4 separate regions of the Mus musculus genome follow, and all the other regions are linked to region 3. Evidence: chromatin loops called from intact Hi-C (ENCODE). Cell type or tissue: heart. All regions are shown on one strand. Region 1 overlaps Pigk (phosphatidylinositol glycan anchor biosynthesis, class K). Region 2 overlaps Miga1 (mitoguardin 1). Region 3 overlaps Nexn (nexilin). Region 4 overlaps Miga1 (mitoguardin 1).

Evidence for each region. A loop is a pair of places that touch in the nucleus more often than their neighbours do. Peaks named below come from ENCODE experiments on the same cell type or tissue, not always from the same donor. Only the 100,000 strongest peaks of a DNase experiment are listed, where the experiment ranks them.
Region 1: a loop joins it to region 3, with 5 times the contacts of the local background. A loop is called at or near these places in 8 of 42 quality-filtered maps.
Region 2: it touches region 3 in a loop (5-fold over the local background); 18 of 42 quality-filtered maps call a loop at or near these places.
Region 4: a loop joins it to region 3, with 5 times the contacts of the local background. A loop is called at or near these places in 17 of 42 quality-filtered maps.

The regions. Positions count from the first base shown.
Region 1 is chr3:152,747,869-152,752,868 of GRCm38, reverse strand. The region is part of intron 9 of Pigk (phosphatidylinositol glycan anchor biosynthesis, class K); the gene reads right to left. It overlaps Gm40181 (a long non-coding RNA gene), which reads left to right. Exons shown (of 2, transcript XR_867777.2): 2 at 1-419. Among named protein-coding and RNA genes, the nearest start is that of Gm40181, 5.7 kb to the left of the region's middle. In heart, a CTCF peak has its summit at 3,073 (motif pointing right); no DNase peak of the experiment used is centred here.
Region 2 is chr3:152,306,648-152,311,647 of GRCm38, reverse strand. The region is part of intron 7 of Miga1 (mitoguardin 1); the gene reads left to right. Among named protein-coding and RNA genes, the nearest start is that of Miga1, 31 kb to the left of the region's middle. In heart, no CTCF peak of the experiment used is centred here; a DNase peak (open chromatin) is centred at 2,977; H3K27ac peaks cover 3,500 bases.
Region 3 is chr3:152,257,692-152,262,691 of GRCm38, reverse strand. The region is part of intron 1 of Nexn (nexilin); the gene reads left to right. Among named protein-coding and RNA genes, the nearest start is that of Nexn, 5.6 kb to the left of the region's middle. In heart, a CTCF peak has its summit at 3,054; DNase peaks (open chromatin) are centred at 571 and 3,011; H3K4me3 peaks cover 1,715 bases; H3K27ac peaks cover 2,555 bases.
Region 4 is chr3:152,313,450-152,318,449 of GRCm38, reverse strand. It overlaps Miga1 (mitoguardin 1), which reads left to right. Exons shown (of 16, transcript NM_174868.4): 7 at 713-836. Among named protein-coding and RNA genes, the nearest start is that of Miga1, 24 kb to the left of the region's middle. In heart, CTCF peaks have their summits at 2,390 and 2,600 (motif pointing right); a DNase peak (open chromatin) is centred at 2,629; H3K27ac peaks cover 1,287 bases.

The DNA.
Region 1 (5,000 bases), 490 kb before region 3:
TGGTTTAAGGAGGAACTAGAGTATTGTATTATTTATAAAAAGGGTAGTAAAAACAGAACCCCCCTGGTACATGCTTTTACTAGGCCCAGAGGAATAACATAATTAGGTGCTTACTAAGGGACCCCTGGTGGTGAGTTATACAATAGACTAGAACTGGCTAGGGTGTGAAGCCCTCGAACCTGGCTCCTAAAAGTAGCTAACTTTAGATAGGGCTGATTATCTCCCTTGTAAACACTGCCTGGTTCCTGCCAGTTTTTATGTATGTATTTCCTCTGTTTTGTGTAAAGAGTCATTATACATCAGAGGACCTCAATGTATCTTGTCTGGTGTATTGCCTAACTTCTATGTTTTCTTCTATAATAACTATATAAGTCTGATGCTCACTTTGAGAAATTACACTCAGATTCAGCACTCTCTTATGTTCTTGCCTGTTTGTCACTTGCTGACTCCTTGCCCACCTGAGTACCAGAACCCCGATTCTCCCCCAAGTTGAGGGACCCCAACTGGGTCTGCCTGCAGCATATGGTGATGCAAATACATTAACCACTCTGAATTACAACAGTATGCAAAAGCTGGGGACTGCAACACATCACTCACCCTGTGCCTCAGGCTTCCCAGGATTCCCCACTTACAACAAGCAGTACTCAGGGGAATAGTGGAACCGTAGATTTCACAATATTCATGATGAATTTTAGCCAGTGCTCAGATGTCTCCATGAAATACATGCCCTAGCTCCTGATCTAATTCCTAGTAAACACACACTCGCTGGAATGCTTGTGGTGACTTACATGCACTGCCGTCCTTCCATCAGCAGTGAAATCAAGCTGTCAGTACCCAGTCAAAAGAGACATCTGCTGGAGTTTCTGATGGGGCTCTGTTCAGCACTGCATTGGCAAAGTCAATATGATCCCCCAGAAAGGGATTAGAAAAATACTGTAAACCAACACGCCAAAGGTAACTAATCAAATAACTGCCGGGTTATGTTCACAGATTATACAAACCAATGTCACTAGCCATAGTCCCCAAACTAACAGAGTCAAGCCAATCTCAATCAAAATCCCAGTGGGCTTTCTTTAGAAAACTAACAAGCTGACTTGGGCAAAATGAACTCCCAACCTCACACCATACTCAACCACGGCCCAGCAGCATACTCCAAAATTAACTGAAAGTAGAGCAGCCATTCAACCATAAAACCTGAAACCATAAACATCTAGAAGCCTCTGAGACTTCAGGTGAAGCAAAGAATGACTTCCAGAGGACACTAAACACGGAGCAAGTTGACCAACCAGCAGTGAGCCTCTAAAATGGAAGGGGAACCAAAGGCTGAAGAAAATAATTTGGGATTCACGTATCTGAAGAACTTGTATCCAGAACATACAGTGACCTGCCATCATTTAATGAGAAAACAAATCAATGTTTTGAAAATGAGCAAAAGCCTTCAAAAGCTCCTTTACGAGTATGAATGGCCAGTGAGTAAGACTACAGGCAGCATCTTTAGTTACTGAACTGCACACGAAAGCTGCCATGAGCTCTTACTCCCAGAATGCCTAGGGACACTCTGAGTGAGCAAGTGGGGATGAGGAGCGAGCATCTGGTACTACAAAGGGACGGCCACTCGGGGAAACAGCTCACAAGGCTCTGAGCCTGCACTTCCACACTCAGATATTTACTCACATAAAAGAAATGTTAACGTTTGTGTGCAAATACTCATTGCATTTTATTTTAAATGATTCCCAAAATCTGCGATGGGGGGAAATGGCCTCCGTTAGTGAAGGGACAATTTGTAGGCTAAGCAGCCAAAGTCTACTTCTGAGGCATAAGGTGCTGCTGAGACATCAACACCAATGCACACGTACTACACAAGAGACAGAGGTCACATTCACAGAGCGCTACAGCCCATGCTCCACGTACATGCTGGTCTACAGAAGGCAAACCCTGGACCCAGGAAACAGTCAGGGCATCTGAGCACACAAAGTCCTTAGCATGACAGATTGAAATGGTTGCTCAGTTGTATATATTTGTCAGAGTACTGAAATGCACATTAAAAGGCATTCTATTAAAGAAATTATCCTTTATTTAAAAATATTTTTATTCTTTGAAGGTTTCATACAATGTATCTTTTGTTGTTTTGTTTTGTTTGTTTTTGTTTTTTCAAGACAGGGCTTCTGTGTAGAGCTCTGGCTGTCCTGGAACCCACTCTGTACACCAATGTGGCCTTAAACTCAGAAATCTGCCTGTCTCTGCCTCCTGAATGTTGGGATTGATGGAACGTGCCACCACTGCTCAACTTTAATGTATCTTTTTAATGAAAAACTATAGCTAGGGTCAACATACATGAATTTCACTAATAAAATAATAGCACAAGAGGTATAAAACATAATTAATTGTCGGGAGGAATTAACCGAGTCAAGGAGCCGTCTGTCCTCTTCTGTTCCCTGTGGCTCCATGAGGTCACCTCAGCATGCCTAAGTCCCAGGACACACATGAGAACTCTGCTTCCTAGAGCTGCTTCAGTTAGAGTTACATACTAATGATTTCATTCTATGTGACTAAGATACTAAGTGCTAAGTCACTGCACAAAAATATAAAACAGCCAATCCAAACCAATATACTGCATTGTGTCCATTGTGTGAGAATGTATTTTAAAAGATGTAACTAGTATTTTTAGTAACACTGTATTAATACTGCTGGTCTAAGATCTGAAACAATAACACTGAATCCACAACTACCGTCACAAAATGTGTTTTTGTGATTTCTGCTTCTTGGTAGATAAACTTTCCTCTACATAAACTGTGATTCATATCTGCATGTGAACAGCAGCTGCACACATGAGATAATGCCTGTAAAAGTGCCTAGAGCAAGACAGAAATGAAATTCTCATGATAACTGAATGAAGGAGACAGCAATGCTTCTGAGAGCGATCTCAGCATATTGCACAGAATATCTAACTCTTGGGTGCAGTCTTCCTACATGAACCTTTAAACAGTTAGTGGAACACCAGTGCACAAAATTATAATAATATCACCAGGTAAATGACAAGATCCTAAATAAAATTTATTTGCAAGCACTAGAGGGCGCTCTAAGACAACAGACCTTAGTATGCAGCTGTAAAACTTAATTTTATTCTCAAATATAAACTGAGACAATTGTCAGCACTAAGAATTTTGCTTTCAAACAAATACATAAAGAAAACTGAAGCATCAGAGCCCCATTCTTCCAGAGTGTATAGCAGCACTTACTCCAAGGTCACTACAGCCTCCTCAGCCTCCTCATGATACACACAGCTCAGTCTCCTCTGAGATAAGAGCTAAAATCTAACAACGCCCTTGTCTCTAATAAACAGTAAATCCATGTTCAGGTGGCTAAAGGGGAGCAAACGGCCTTTAAGGCTTAAAGTCAAGGGAACTTATAAAGCGAGTCTGATAGGAGATTAAGGCTAAACGTCCTGAATCCTAGTCCAGGTTACTAACGTCCTACAGCACAGGCTGGCAACTTTTACAAGGGTAATGTTGAAGCTGCTGGGTCGGCCTCCTTTTCCTTTTCTATTTTTTACTGCTTTTTTTTTAGATATTTTCTTTATTTACATTTCAAATGCTATCCCGAAAGTTCCCTGTTACCCTCCCCCTGCCCTGCTCCCCTACCCACCCACTCCCACTTCCTGGCCCTGGCATTCCCCTGTACTGAGGCACATAGTTTATAAGACCTAGGGGCCTCTCTTCCCAGTGATGGCCGACTAGGTCATCTTTTGATACATATGCAGCTAGAGTCAAGAGCTCTGGGGTACTGGTTTGTTCATATTGTTGTGCCACCTATAGGGTTGCAGACCCCTTCAGCTCCTTGGGTACTTTCTCTAACTCCTTCATTGGGGGTCTCGTGTTCCATCCAATAGATGACTGTGAGCATCCACTTCTGTATTTGCCAGGCACTGGCATAGCCTCACAAGAGACAGCTATATCAGGGTCCTTTCAGCAAAATCTTGCTGGCATATGCAATAGTGTCTGCATTTGGTGGCTCATTATGGGATGGATACCCGGGTGGGGCAGTCTCTGGATGGCTTTTTACTGTTTTATATATTCACTTTACATCCTGCTCATTGAACCCCTCTTAGTCACCCCCTCCCACAATCCTCCCCACCTCCTTCCCTTCTCCTCTGAGTGGGTGGGGCCTCCCTGGGTCACATCAAGTCTCTGTGAGGCGAGGCGCATCATCTCCCACTGAGGCCAGACAAGGCAGCCCAGCTAGAGAACATATCCCACACACGGGCAACAGCTTAAGATATGAAGCTATTGTTTTAAAAATGAAATGAAATTCAAATTTCTATTGCTCTTATCTGCTGCCTTCATAGTTTTATAGGCCGACAGCCATAGGAAATTGGAAAAGAAGAGAAAAGAAAGGAAAGGAAAAGGAAAGAACAAATAAAATAAGGCTTTGAATTGTAAAACAAGAAATGTGATCCTGCCACCGAAGCCTTCACAGGGAAATCCTTCCTGGCATTTTAATTTACTTCTCTTAATTCAGTACTGCAACTATATATCCATCCCATCATGCACGCTGCCACGGGTGATCCAGAAAGGTGTTCTGGAGTTTGAGCAGCCCAGGTTTCAGGCAGTGCTAGAGATACATGCTAGAAATGCACTGCTATAGCTCCCACAGAAGTACCTGGTAACTGAACCACTATTTAATCTCAATGAGGCTTTTTTTTTCCTTTCAAAAGTAATTACAAAAAAAAAAAAAAAGCATTATAAATGTTTCAAACCCCCATCTTCCGCCAATTTCCCTCAGTCTCTCTCACAAATGCACAAGCATACCACTGCCCTACACAGTGACCTCGCCTCTCCTGCCAGCTCTAACCAATTACCAAGTCCCAACAGCAAAACAGGGTTGAATGGCAGACTGTTGTGGAGAGCTCAAGACTCCTTAGTACATCAAAATCCAATCGTGACCGCAGTCCCAGCCACATTTACAGCTTCTGTCCATGAACTGAAAAGCCTGTGGCGTGT
Region 2 (5,000 bases), 49 kb before region 3:
CATGACACTAAAGGTGGAGATGGACCTTCCCTCATAATCAACCTAGGACCCCCCTCCTGTTTCCCTGCTAATGTGGTAATTTTAAGAAATGGGAAATATCCTAGCTTTTGAAACACTGTGTGCAATGAAGGAGGAATCATTACAATTTTGCCTCTCCTTTAGATTTAAAATATCATATGAAATGGAAGAGGTTGAACAAAACGTGATACACATGAAGACAAGTTAAGGACGAGAGAGGGATACGTATCTCCTAATGAAATTTTATATGCATATCACAGAAACCTATCCCTTAATCCAGGGGACTCTTTTTCTCTCTCTCTCTCTCTCTCTCTCTCTCTCTCTCTCTCTCTCTCTCTCTCTCTCTCTCTCTCTCTGTTAAGACTGTCCATTTCCTAACTCAGGAAGTATTGCTATTTTTTCCACCACCTTTTAGATATTAGCTAAAATGCTAAATCTCTCTATATGATACTCTGGACATATTCTCTCTTCTCCCTCCCTCCCTCTCTCCCTCCCTCTCTCCCTCCTTCCCTCAGATTCCTTCTCCTGACACAGCTGCTCACAGACTTCCAACTCAGGACACATGCCTGCTCTCCTTGTATTTCTCTCCCCATTGCTGGGCATTCCAGCCTGCCTGCCTTGTTCTCTCATATTCATATGCTAGCAAAACTGACCCACCCCTCCTTCCTTCCCTCCTTCCTTCCTTCCTTCCTTCCTTCCTTCCTTCCTTCCTTTCTCTCTCTCTTCCTTTCTTCCTTTCTTTCTTTCTTCCTTCCTTTCTCTCTCTCTCTCTCTCTCTCTCCCTCTCTCTCTCTCTCTCTCTTTCTTTCTTTCTTTCTTTCTTTCTTAAGAATTTAGTGGCTCACACATTAACTGGTTCATTTCTCCTGGCTCTTGAATGGTATCAATGTTTTTAAACTTCTTTCTTTATAAGCTGCACTAATTGGACAATGTGGTGAGGCTTCCTATAACTTCCTCTTGGAGTGGAGGTTGGAAGAGAGAAAATTCCTCCTAGCCTTACCTATGCAACTCTTGGACCCCTGACTCCGAGTCTAGACCAGGAAAGTAAGTTCAGGTTGTGCGCAGCAGTGATGAGCTTGCAAGTCCTGGAATGCAACCAGAGCTGTGACTAGTTAGTTGTAGTTACGTCGAGTTTCCTGGCTGCTTAGTGAGGATCCAGTTCTCAGTGTTAGCCACTCTACACTGCTCACAGGGAGAAGCAACTTAAAATCCAAGCAGAGAGAGTGCTTTGTAAAACAAACTTCAGTTTGGATCCCTAGCGCCGATGTAGAAGCCAGATGGGTTGACATGGGCCTGTAATGTCACCTCTGGAGTGGGGGAGAAAAGCAGACCCTGAACCTCATTGGTTGGCCTTCCTAGCTGAATTTTGGAATTTCAGATTCAGTGAGAGACCCTGACTCAAAAAATAAAGTGCCCTCAACAGGATACGCAGACGGCTTTCTGTAAGGCTCAAGGAGCACTACAGCAGAGAGAGGAAATTAAATGCTGCTCTCAGGGCAGGACAGACCTTCCCCAGTATCTCACAGCATCTGTGCTTGTTTGCAATGGGCCTGTAGGAGACTGGGCCACTCAGTCACCAATCATGGGTGGGGACAGGTGGCAAGTGCTTGAGGGTCCCTCTTTTATTCTGCTGAACTGTGGGCAACTGATTGATTCTGCGTAAGGGACAGTTACTGTGTTCCAATGTATGCCAAATGGTGAGTTCACAGGCTTCAAACATGCCCACACAGATAGTCCTGATTAAAATCAGTGGATCATAAAACTAAAAAAGGGGGTGGGGCGTGCATGTGGAAGGGGACCTGTGGGATGAGGGGAGACAAAAGCAGTCAGATGCACTAGATATGTGCATGACATTGTCAAAGAACAGATGGAGTGGATAATAATCAAAAATAGAGAGTGACTTCCAAAGATACCTGCCCCAACCTTCAGCCTCCACATCTAAGCTTCTCTCTATATATTCATGCACCACTCATGCAAACACACACTTAGGAACACACACGCCCATGCACGCGCGCGCACACACACACACACACACACACACACACACACACTTCCCCCCCACTTCTCTGCTTAATGAAGGCAATGCAGCAGAATATTTATGTTGGCCTCTTTAATCCTGTGATAAGAAAGTAGTTTTGCATTTGGCAAGAGGGGAGGAGGGCGCTCTCCTCCAGGGCACTCCTTCTCTTTGGTTCCTCTCCCTGCTTGATGCCAGCATTTGCAAGGCGGGGTAGGAAGCCCAAAGCCAAAGGCCAGTCTGGACTTAGGGAAACCGTGTCAGAAGACACAACCAAGGAAGCCTGCTTGCTGCCTTCACACAGAATGGATCCCTGCGCTAGACCTGAGAGAGGGAAGCTTTGGCTTGAGACTGTGAAACTAGTATTTCAGGATTTAGCAGATGATTTCTACATGCATCTGAATAGATAGATAAGAAGGTGGCTTTCAGGCTTTCTGATCTGTGCTGGACATGGTGACACACTTTTAATACAGCACTCGGGAGACAGAGGGAGGTAGATCTCTGTGAGCTTGAGACCAGCCTGGTTGGCTACATAGCCAGTGAGAGCTACAAGTAAACCTGTCTCAAAAACCAGACAGTTTGCTGCCTACCAGGATGGCTTGCTGCCAAGCCTGACACTTGAGTTCAGTCCCTGGGACCCACATACTATACAGAGAGAATTGAACGCCCACAAGTTGTCTTCTGACCCCAAGTGCACAAATGCATAATCCATAAATGAAATAAGAAAAGTAAACAGATAAAGCGTGTATTGAGCTGTTTCCTGTGCACCGTTTGTGTTATGTGATTCAGATGAGTAAGTCCAGGGCAGGCCTTCAACAGCATGAAATCTGAGTAACCAGCTAGGCCTTCCTCATAGCAAACAATTGGAGCGCAATGCAGTGCGTTCGTACTACTGACTCAGAGCCAGAGCTTCCTGCCCAGCAGAGCCTTAGCTTCCCGCCCTGCCTCTTCTTTCTGTACCTTGTAACTGGAGCCTGCCTGTTTAACAGCCTAAGATAAAGAGCTTGAAAGTAAACAGATCTGGTTTAGGACGTTTGGGGCGTGAGTCAACTCTTGGCTTATCTGCCTCTATTCCTGAGGATTTGTGGAGTTCATTTACAGATCAAATACCACAGCTGTCAAGTGATAGATATGAAGTAGTAGTATCCTACACAATTAGTTTTTCTTAATAAATAAATAACCTTATAAGCTTTTAAAATAGCAAAAATAGATGGTAGATTCAAAAATACTATTTTATTCTCTCTATATGTATATATGCTAAGCATGACAGTTTTCATATACATGAAATATACAATAAAAGTATATCTTACAATAAATAGAAATTTTTATTATCTTTATTATTTTGTTATCTTTCATATATTTTGATAGAAGGTACTTTTTAGCTGGTCCCAGATACTGTGATTGGTAGAATATGGAATCTAAAACCTGACACCAAGGGATGATGGTCACTTTAGCAAGGGCCTTTTGCTACTGTCCTGCACATAGGCCTGTGTCAAACGCCTGACACACTGGGTCTGTGTCAGTTCCAGCTTTGGCAGTGTGTTGTGTGTTTAGAGCAGGAGTTTTCGTTGTTCAGTGGTTTAGTTTTAGGAAGTGGCATGGGTCGTGGGCTTTAGTTGTATCTTTGTCTCTAACTATTCAGACTGAGAATCAATATTCAGGATAAGCATTGGCCTCTGTTTTCATTTGTGGTGCTAGGAATCCAGTGCAGTGCCTTGTGTGCTACACAGTGCTCTAGCCTTGAGACATCCAGCCCGACGTTTCCTTGTCTTTGATTGGTCAGGGTGCTTGTGTAGGACCCAGCTGCTGGATTTCAGAGCAGTTTAACATAAAGGTGATTTGCAAGATAGGGGGCTTTGGAGGCGCTGTGGAATGGATAGGGCTTACACGAATAGAGTTCTAGCTCATTAACCTATAATTTCCTTTTTAAATTAATTAGGCTTTACATTTTATATGCTTATTTTCTTATAAAAATATGTATTGCAATATCAGTATTAGAAGCAACTCTAGAGCCATGAGTGTGATTAGTGTTTGTGGGGGTTTTTGTTTTTGTTTTGATGGAAAAGATTTTGAGATTCTTTTACATTGATGTATAGGAACAAATACCTTGTTTTAGGCCTTACAAACAAACCAGGAATGTTTTCATGTCAATGGCTTGCTATAATATGGGTATACTTTAGGGATTAGGCCCCCACATGATCCGTTGTTTGAACAGAATAAACAAGGATCTTAGACTTGGAATATCTATTCAGAAAAACTGATTTTCTTTTGTGGTTTTGTTATTTTTGTTTGTTTGTTTGTTTTAAGATGGACGCCTCACTGCATAGCATATACTGGCCTTAAAGTCAGTATCTGAGCTGGCTGATGGCTCAGTGGGTTAAAAGCACAGGCCAGTCTACCTGAGATCCCTAGAGCTCACATGGTGGAGGACGAAAACTGAACCCCACAAGTTGTCCTCTGACTTCCACTCACACTCTGTGGCATATGTGCCTGTATACATACATACATACATACATACATACATACATACATACATACATATATACACACATACATACAATAAATGAAAAAGCATGTCTTCTGTATGTTGGCATTACAGGAGCATACCAGCACACATAGCCCAAGTGTAATTTCTTTGTGTATAGAAAACATGGCAAAAGGTGTCAGGGGGAGAAAAATGAAGCTCTTGCTACAGTTGTGGTCATCTGTAGTCTGGTGTTTAACAGCCGTTGCAGGTTAAGCAGTGCAGCGTAGCCTAGCCCATGTGTATACGTGCTGTGGGAACACTGAAGAAAAGCTTGTGAGTGTTCTTTGGACACTTACAGGAGGCTTCATAGAAGGAATAACCTGAAAACACACAGTAGGCCTGCCAGGAAGATCACAGACAGAGCATCTCGAGCAGAGAGTGCCATGGAATCAAGCTACAGAAGACACATGCATAGCATAACAGTACACATAGCAGTAA
Region 3 (5,000 bases):
GATTCTTGTGACTCTAGAGCTTGCCCATTGTCTCAGCTTTGTCATAGTCCTCCGAGAGGAAAGCCTAGATTAGATTGGCCTGTGGCAATGTCTGTGGGTAATTATCTTATTGTTGATGCAGGAGGGTCCAGCCCACTGCAGGCAGCAGCATCCCTAAGCAGGTGGTCCTGGGCTCTATAAAAAGCCAGCGAAGCGTAAGCCCTCCCTGAGGGTCTGTGACCTGGGTGGGTAAGTCAATTTCATCCCTTCATTCCCAAGTTGCTTTCAGTCAGACCGTTTCATCACAACAACAGAGTGAAACTAGAAGAGCCGTGAAAAGCAATCAGTTCTTATCCTACCTCCCTGTACCCCACTGACTTTTTAGCCAGAATTCCAGGTTCCCCATCCCGACTCTGGCCCTCAGGCTGTCTTCCATTTTAGATAGGCAAGGAAGCCCAGAGCTCTCCAGCAGTTAGGACAGATCCGGAACTTCCCGACAACGTCCTGGCTGGCTTTTGTGATGGCTAGTGGAGTATGACCCTCCCCACTTTACTTCCTGCTATGTCAGCTGAGCGGTTAGCACAAGGCTGCTCTTGAAATAGTCTCAGTTTTCATTTAAGCTGATAGTGGATCCGACCGCAGTACTGTTTGTTATCTTGGCCTCTGTCCCCGTGCTCAGGAGCTTGCCCTGTGTCCTGGCTGGTGTATGAAACTCTAACAGCATTAATGAGCATAGCAGGTTTAGTTAACAAGGCTCCAGTGTGATAAATATACTTTGAAAAGCATTACCACCATGTAAAGGAATAATGGTGTAACAGTTACTACAGGAGAATATCAAAGTAGGCTGCAACTTAAGTTTGCTGGGGGTTGGGCTCCATCTCACAATATGCCCTAGTTTGTGTTAGCTGTGGAGTCACCTGGAAAGAGTCTCAGGTGATCTTTATCAGGTTGGTCTGTGGTTTTGTCTGTGTGAAATTGTCTTAATTGGCCTAGGAGGACCCAGGTGGTCCTGGGCTGCATAAGGAAGCTGGCTAGGAACAGTGAGAGGGAGAGATGGGGCAGTGCCCACGTGCAGCCTTTCTTTCCGGAGCTCCCACTCCCGCCCTTTTTGTGCTCCTGCGCTGCTTCCCTTCAGTGGCAGATATGAGCCAGATCGATTCTTTCCCTGCCCGCCGTGGTTTTAGTCAGGGTTTTATTGCAGCAACAGGAGGACACCAGGACGGTAAGATCCAGTTTCCTGCTTTTGAGCTGTGGTGAAGGATCTGACAGACTTTATAATGTACTTTTGCTTTCCTTTTACCAAAATACAGCCTTAGCTGTATCGTCCTAACTGGCCTTGAACCTGTGGTTCCTACCTCATTCTTCTGAAGGCTGAGCTAGACATGCGCCATCCTACCTGTTAGTCATTTTCATGAATTAAATGAGGGACGGTTATATGTAAGTTTTTCTTTTCTTTTCCTTTGATCCAGGGTCTTGTGTAGCCTGAAGCTCACAGCAGTCTTCTGCCTCAGCATCCCTAGTGCTGCAATGGCTTTGCACTTGCTATAGCTGACTATGTTTTTATACAAGTGAAAATTGATAAACATTTATCCTTAAACTTTATGAAGTTCAAAACAAATTCATTGTTTCTTTCAAAGACTTAGGTTTTAACGTTTAACACTTATTTAACATTTATTTACATACTTAACTTTTTCATTTAAAAGTTCCAACAAAGCCATTCCTGGCAGTAGACACTGTGATCTCACATTGGGGAGGATGCAGCAAGAGGATTGTAAATTACAAACCAGGACAGGCCTAATCTACAAAGAGAGTTCTAAGCCAGCCAGTGCTACAAAGTGAGACCTTAAAAAAAAAAAAAAAAAGGAAAGAAATAGAAAGAGGCTGGAGAGATGGCTCAGCGGTTAGGAGAACTGACTGCTCTTCTAGAGGTCCTGAGTTCAGTTTCCAGCAACCACATGGTGGCTCACAACCATCTGAAATGAGATCTGATGCTCTCTTCTGGTGTCTCTGAAGAAGGCTACAGTATACTCACATAAATAAATAAATCTTAAAAAAAAAAAAGAAAAGAAAAAAAGTGGGGTGGGGTGGGAGGAGAAGTCAGAGGCCAGCCCTCATCCCTGCATCTGTGCACCAGAGGGAGGGGGGAGGCAGGGAGCCAGGGAGGTAGGGGCCTAAGACAAAGAATTTACTTGAATTCAGTGAAGAGAACCTGCCTGGCTGCCACTGTCTGGACAGTTTTGCTCTCCTGAGATTATGTAACAATACGATCACCATTTGATTTCAGATTTGTTTTGCACATTGTTTGCTGCTGAAATGCTTTGGTTGCATATGTAAAATGTGAAGGAAGACAGGGGAAAAGGAGAGGCTAACCACAGGTCTGAGGACAAGTTATTCCAGGGAGGGGAAGAGGGCAGCTTGGTGGTTGAGTTCATACATGTGAAGCCCTGAGTTCATACAGCCTGGGAAACAATGAGCTGAGAGCTGGAAAGACTGTTCAGTTAGTGTGCAAGCATGTGCAAGCGTGTGCAAGCCTGAAGGCCAGTGTTCAAATCTCCAGAGCCCAAATAAAGCTATGGTAGATCTTGGCATCAGTACCCCCAAAACTCCTAAAGGGAGACGGGAAGCAGACAAGGCAAGCCCATCCTTGAAGCTCATGGGCCAGGGAGTATATGGCACATGCAGCAGCCAGCCAGAAAACCCACCTTAAACAAAGTAGAGGTGAGGACTGCCCGAGGACCTGTCCTCTGACACACACGTGCATGGCACACACAAGACTGAATTCAAAGTTACAAATATATACACACGCAGAATAAGGTCTATAAGAAGTGTTAAACCTAGCGTGCTGACCAGTTCTGTTCTGAAGGTTTCTTTTCTTGCTGTGTCCGAGAACCGTACCAGCACAGCAAGTGAGAGATGCCTGGGACCTGCCACATGCTTGCGGGGAACTGAACCTGGGTCCTCTGGAAGGGCAGCTGAGCCATTTCTGCAGCTCTTGTCCTTGACTGTTCAAGGGCTTTGCCTGGGATTACATTCAGAACTTCACAGGATGGCATTGTTATGCTGCTGCTGCCCCCATATGGCAGCTATAGATATTGCACCTGGCTGTTCAGAGTGCAAAAGTCACTTTAACAGTAGAGTCAGAAAGACTTCTATGAGCCGGGCGTGGTGGCGCACGCCTTTAATCCCAGCACTCGGGAGGCAGAGGCAGGCGGATTTCTGAGTTCGAGGCCAGCCTGGTCTACAAAGTGAGCTCCAGGACAGCCAGGGCTATACAGAGAAACCCTGTCTCGAAAAACCAAAAAACCCAAAAAAAAAAAAAAAAAAAAAAAAAAAGACTTCTATGCTCCTAGATAGAAAGTCATCTGGTATTCAGTTACTGGGTTACAAAATGAGTTTAAGCAAATTTTCCTTTAGCATTCTAAATATAATGAGATCTTAGCCTAAATCTTTACTTTCTAGAATGGGAATTGACTTGATTTGATAGCGTGCTCTTTTTCTTTAAGTTCAGTGACTCTCAAAAGGTGGTCTCAGGACCTGTTCCGTATGGCTAAGGACATCCATCACCCTTATGCAGTTATGCAACCTGTGTGAGGTCATGTTTTCTCTATAAATTTCGATTAAGATGACATGTCGTAGTATTTTGAATGTAGAAGCAGATATAAGAATGTATTCTCTTGTTAGGCCAGATATAAAAGAGGTTTTCAAACCTATGCCCACACTCATACACAAATAAGTGAATAAATACTTTTAATGAGACCCTTATATTTTTTATAGCTATACTGTATCCTATTAGACTTTCGGATCTGTGAGAGCGTCTCCTGTTTGTCACTGTATAATAGAACCATGGAAATATCCTAACAGACTATAGAAAGATGCTCGGAGAACACTTCTGAATTGATACATATATTAGTTTGAAGATTTATTTTATATGTCTAGGCATTTTGCCTACACATGCATGTCTGTATTCCACATGCATTTGGCCTATACATGCATGTCTGTGCACCACATGCATGCTTGGTGTTTGCAGAAATTAGAAAAGGGCGTTGGAGCCTCTGGAACTATAGTTAACAGATAGGCCGAAATCAGCCAGGCAGGTGCTGGGAAGTGAACCCAGGTCCTCTGTAGCCACAGACAGTGTATGAGTGCTGAACCAGCTCTTCAGGATCCATGTTTATCTGTTTTACCTTGCTTTTAGAGATCACTGTGAGTGGGAGTAGGGTGTGCTTTAGTGTGTGTGTGAGGGCCAGAAGATGACCATCTGGTGTCAGGTCTCTTTCCCATGGGGCACTATGCTACCAGTACCCTCAGGAATAGACCCTAGGGGGAAAAGAAAGACAGAGAGGAAGGGCTGTGCTAGAACCTGGGTGAGAGCAGACTCCTGACTCTTGAGACTCAGAGCAAAAGAATCATTGCCAAGCACTACTGTGGAACTTTAAAACTCTACCAAGAATGTATAAAGTTATTATTCTGATAATTTGTAGTAGTTAAACATGTCACAGAAGCTAAATTAGAATATTTTCCCTATAGCAGAGATGGTAACTATGTTTTCATTGAACCTTGGCACCGATTGAAAAGGAGTTGATAATTTTAAAACAGTTGCCAAAGTTCTGGAGAAAAGTGAATTGTTGAATGGATACTATCAGTGTTATAGGCCATCTATGAATACTGTGAGCTAGAAAACCCGTGAACTGGTAAGCATAGTTATGCTGCAATAAGCGCCTCTGCACTAGAAAGCAAGTCCCTGCTCGGGGACGTATTTGTTGGCTGGTACTATACAGAAGCTCAAAGAGGAAGATGGTAAAAATGAGACAAAGACTGTCACAACTACCTCACTGTTGAGATGTGATTATTGTACCAAAATGTTGTGCATGATTGATGCATGATATTTGGAATTTGAGGTTTCCAAAAGATTGATTTAAAAGTCCTGCTCAGGTAGTTTATAGTGAGAATGGAAACAGGGGGCTCTAGAGATGACTCAGGCAGTGAATCATTTGCTGAACAAATGTGAAGGCTTGAGTTTC
Region 4 (5,000 bases), 56 kb before region 3:
TGGAATCCTGCCCAGCATGAGGGACTTCTCTTTCTGGGCATTTCCTAGTCAAGCTTTTAGGCATATATAATTATTATTATGTATGGATAAGTGTTTTCCATGCATGTATGTATGTGTAGCATGAATGTGCTGGCTGCCCACTGAGATCAGAAGAGAGTGTTGGGTCCTTTGGGGCTAGAGCTGAAACAGTTTTGAGTTGCCACACAGGTGCTGGGAACCAAACCCAGGTCTTCTGCCAGAGCAACAAGTGCTCTTCACTGTGGAGCCAGCTCTCCAGATCCTAGCCTTCAAGTCTCCTGACTTCCGAGGCTATGTAGAGGCAGCGGATGCAATTGATTGCTATTGTTTTTGTAACACAGAGGCGGAACTGAGTCTTTACCAATCGTTTCAAAATTGGAGAGTGTTGCTGAATCAGAGGCCAGAACAAGGAGCCCTAAATCTCATTTAAAAATCCTCTAGGCAGTTCTTACACATGCTAAAGTCTGAAAACTCTTAGTCTACTTAAATGATCAGTCGGGACCATGTCTTCCTTTCTTACAAAAGCGACATGGATGGCTGAGCTCTTAGGATTAGGTCCAGCTGCCCCATCTGTAATCCTCGCACCAGCCCTGTCCACATACTGAAATCATCTTTTGAAATCAGCATGTCTGTGTTTAGAATGCTAGGATTGGATGTAAGAATTGCTGTGTGCTACTGTTATTTTTCTTTGTAGGATATTATTAGTTCAGAATTCATCCATAAACTTGAAGCTCTACTGCAAAGAGCGTATCGTCTCCAAGAGGAGTTTGAGGCTACCCTTGGGGGATCTGACCCTAATTCCATTGCAAATGATACTGGTAAGTAGACTTTTGTATGGTTTTTCTGAAACCTATGTTCTTTTTCTTCATACATACATACATACATACTTATTTATTTATTTATCTTCAGTGTCTTAATATTCAAGGGGAAAAGGTATTTGCTGTAGGTCTAACTAGCCTGGGCTCACTATGCAGACCAGGATGACCTAGAACTCAGAGGTGAGATTAAAGGCCTGAGAAGATTTCTTGAATGACATTTGGAAGGAAGGAATGATTTACCATCGTTTCTTCCTGTAAATCATCTAAGATTGAAGTGAGGGGCTGCGGGGCTGGAGAGCTCAGTGGTTAGGAGGCCCTGCTGCTCTTGCAGAGAACTCAGGTTTCACTCTGAGTGCCCACGGAGCAACTGGCAACTCCAGCCACAGGGATCCCACGGCTGTCGCTGACTTTCCCCTGAGACAAGGTTTCTCTGTGTAGCCCTGGTTGTCCTGGAACTTGCTCTGTAGACCAGATTAGCCTCGAACTCACAGAGATCCATCTGCCTCTGCCTCTGCCTCTGCCTCTGCCTCTGCCTCTGCCTCTGCCTCTGCCTCTGCCTCTGCCTCTGCCTCTGCCTCTGCCTCTGCCTCTGCCTCCCGAGTACAAGAGTCCATCTTCTTATCAGTATACTGTGTTTCCTAACCACGTCTAAAACTGAGCATTATCTTTGAATAGAAAGGTTAACGATGAACTCTTTGTGGGCAGTGTGTCTGCAGGAAATCATCACTGCAGCAGTGTAAGGAAGCCTGGAAGCCACATACTATAAAAATAAGAATTAATTCTGGGTGTGATAATTCCTTGTGAGGATCTTCCTTTCTGGATTTGTTGTTGTTTTGTTGTTTTGTTTTTTTCTGTTTCAAAGCTGGGATCTAATGGGGCTTGTACATGCTGCTTAGCCAGTGAGCTCTCGAGATCTACCTGTCTCCTTTCCCCTCGTGCAAGGGTTATACGCACACGTCACCACACCTGGCTTTTATGTGGGGGCTGGGATCCAAACCCAAGCCTGTACAACAAGCACTGGACTCCTGAGGCCCTCCCCGTTTTCTTTCCCTTTCCCTTTCCCTTTCCCTTTCCCTTTCCCTTTCCCTTTCCCTTTCCCTTTCCCTTTCCCTTTCCCTTTCCCTCTTTCTTTCTTTCTTTCTTTCTTTCTTTCTTTCTTTCTTTCTTTCTTTCTTTCTTTCTTTCTTCCTTCCTTCCTTCCTTCCTTCCTTCCTTCCTTTCCTTCCTTCCTTCCTTCCTTCCTTTCTTAATTTCTTAATTTATTTTTTTTTAAGATTTATTTATTTAGTGCTTGTGAGTACACTGTAGCTGTCTTCAGACACACCAGCAGAGGGCATCAGATCCCATTACAGATGGTTGTGAGCCACCATGTGGTTGCTGGGAATTGAACTCAGGACCTCTGGAAGAGCAGTCAGTGCTCTTAACCACTGAGCCACACCCCCACACCTGTTTTTTTTTAATAATGGGAAGATTTTCTTCCTTCATATGTGTGTGGTGCAGGTGCTGGGGATTGAACCTGGATCCTCTAGAAGAGCAGCAGGCTCTCTTAGCCGCTGAGCCCTCCATGTTTCTAAACTCTTCTGTACCGACATCTGACCCTTGGCTTAGTTACAGCAGATGTGTAACCACATTTCATGGATGGACGTTATGTTTCCTCAATGAGATGAAGGCTTGGGTCAGTTCTTTCCTAACAGCATGGACATTTCCTACCTCTGAGGGGCTTCTTGTTGACTGTGCTGTTGTCACTAGAGGGCAGCACGCCTCCTCCCCAGTCTGTGCTGTTGAGTCACTAGAGGGCAGCACGCCTCCTCCCCAGTCCAGAGAGCAGTGGCTCGTCAGTGCCGCTCTGTGCTGCTGGCTGGACTGGGCTTAACCCGAAGCACACTTATGGCACATTTGAGAGAGGCCTTGAAAGGGTGTTCACAAAACACTGAATAGTAGTGAAACTTTCCGTTATTGTGGAAGGTCTTCCACTTCCTTGTGTCTAGATATTTGGGACAGTATTTATTTATATTTTCTGTTTTTCAGATTGGTAGCAATCATGATTTTGTAATTGTGAAAAGAACATTTTTGAGCTATGTCTCCCTGTGTATCTAGTGCTGGCTTTGAACTTTCTTTAGCTCAGGCTGGCTCAGTCTTCCAAATGCTTCAATTACAAGTGTGTGCCACAGTGTCTGGCCAGCTGTTATAATGTTTTGTTTGTTTGTTCAAGACAGGGTTTTTCTGTGTAGCTCTGGCTATTCTAGAGCTCACTCTGTAGCCCAAACTGGCCTTGAACTCATAGATCTGCTGGCCTCTGCCTACCGAGGGCTGGGATTAAAGGCATTAGGTATTTAAAAAAATATTTGTACTCACACATATGTGTGTACAAGTTGTATGTGTGTATGTGGGTGCGTGTGCATGTGGGTGCATGTGTATGTGGGTGCATGTGTATGTGGGTGTGTGTGGGTGCGTGTGTATGTATGTGTGTGCGTGCGTGTGCATGTGGGTGCATGTGTATGTGGGTGCGTGTGTATGTGTGTGCTTGTATATGTGGGTGCGTGTGTATGTGTGTGCTTGTGTATGTGGGTGCGTGTGTATGTGGGTGCGTGTGTATGTGGGTGCGTGTGTATGTGTGTGCTTGTGTATGTGGGTGCGTGTGTATGTGGGTGCGTGTGTATGTGGGTGCGTGTGTATGTGGGTGCGTGTGTATGTGTGTGCTTGTGTATGTGGGTGTGTGTATGTGGGTGCGTGTGTATGTGGGTGCATGTGTATGTGGGTGTGTGTGTATGTGGGTGCATGTGTATGTGGGTGCGTGTGTATGTGTGTGTGTGTGTATGTGGGTGCGTGTGTATGTGGGTGCTTGTGTATGTGGGTGCGTGTGTATGTGGGTGTGTGCATGTGGGTGCGTGTGTATGTGGGTGCGTGTGTATGTGGGTGCATGTGTATGTCGGTGTGTGTATGTAGGTGTGTGTATGTAGGTGCGTGTGTATGTGGGTGCGTGTGTATGTGGGTGCGTGTGTTTGTAGGGCAGGAGCGGCATCAGGTCTAGAGCTGAAGTTTAGGCAGCTGTGGGCCGCTTGACTGTAGAGTTGGGAAACAGATTGGGTCATCTGGATGAGAGCGAGAACATTTAACTGCTGAAACATTTCCCCATCCTTCTTATGTATTTTTAAAACTTAATTAAAAAAATATTGCAAAAACTTATTTCCCAATGTGCAGTTGGCCAAACCTTTTGAGTGTGGCTACAGTTGTACGTAGACACAGCTAGTGTAGTTTAGTAGTTATGAACATGAGCTTTGGAGCAGAACAAGCATAGGTTAATATCCCGCCTCTACCCACCTTCCTACCTCCGAGGCCTTTCCTTAGACAACTTAGTTTATATATAAGATGTAGGATTAGCCTGGAACGGCTAATTAGCCTGGAATGCCAGCCTGGGCGGCCACAGCAGGAAGAGACCACAATGCCAAGGCCTGCCTGGGCTTCCGTAGTAAGTTCAGGAACAGACTGGTCATCTTTGTGTTCCCTGGTCTCAGAAAGGGAACGGAGGGCTGGTGCTGCGGCTCAGGGCAGCTTGGCTAGCAGGAGCCAGCGTCATCAGCCTGCCATGCCCTGCTCAGCAGGTGTGAGATTCAGATTATATTAGTTTCATGAGGGATTGCGGTGTCATGGTGAAGTAGGCAACTGCTGCCTCACGTTTCTGTTTATTATTGTATTTCTATTCCAGCTCTTTAAAAGGACTATTCTAAGATGATTTTACAGTCTGGCGGGGGTATGGGTAGATGGATGTAATATGAATATAACTTGCTTTACAATAATATTATTCAATCAAATTTTTCTGAACAGTAGCATCTTTTTCTGTAAATTAATTTTATTTTTCTCATAATAATGTTTGCATTTTCTGAAAGAAGACATTCCTCCATGTGTGTGCATGCTCGTGTGAATGTGAGTATGCATGTGCACTTTTAGTGGGTGCAAGAGATAAATGTCATTGTCTGCCTGTATCGCTCTCTGCCTTATTTTTGGAGACAGGATCTGTCACCGAATGTGGAGCTGACTTTTCTGGCTTATCTGATTGCCAGCAACACCCCTGGGACTTACCTATCTCTGTCCCCGGTGCCATAGTTACAGCTGTTCCTTACCCAGCTGTGTAGCCCGTGCTGAGACTCTAAGCTCAGGTCATCG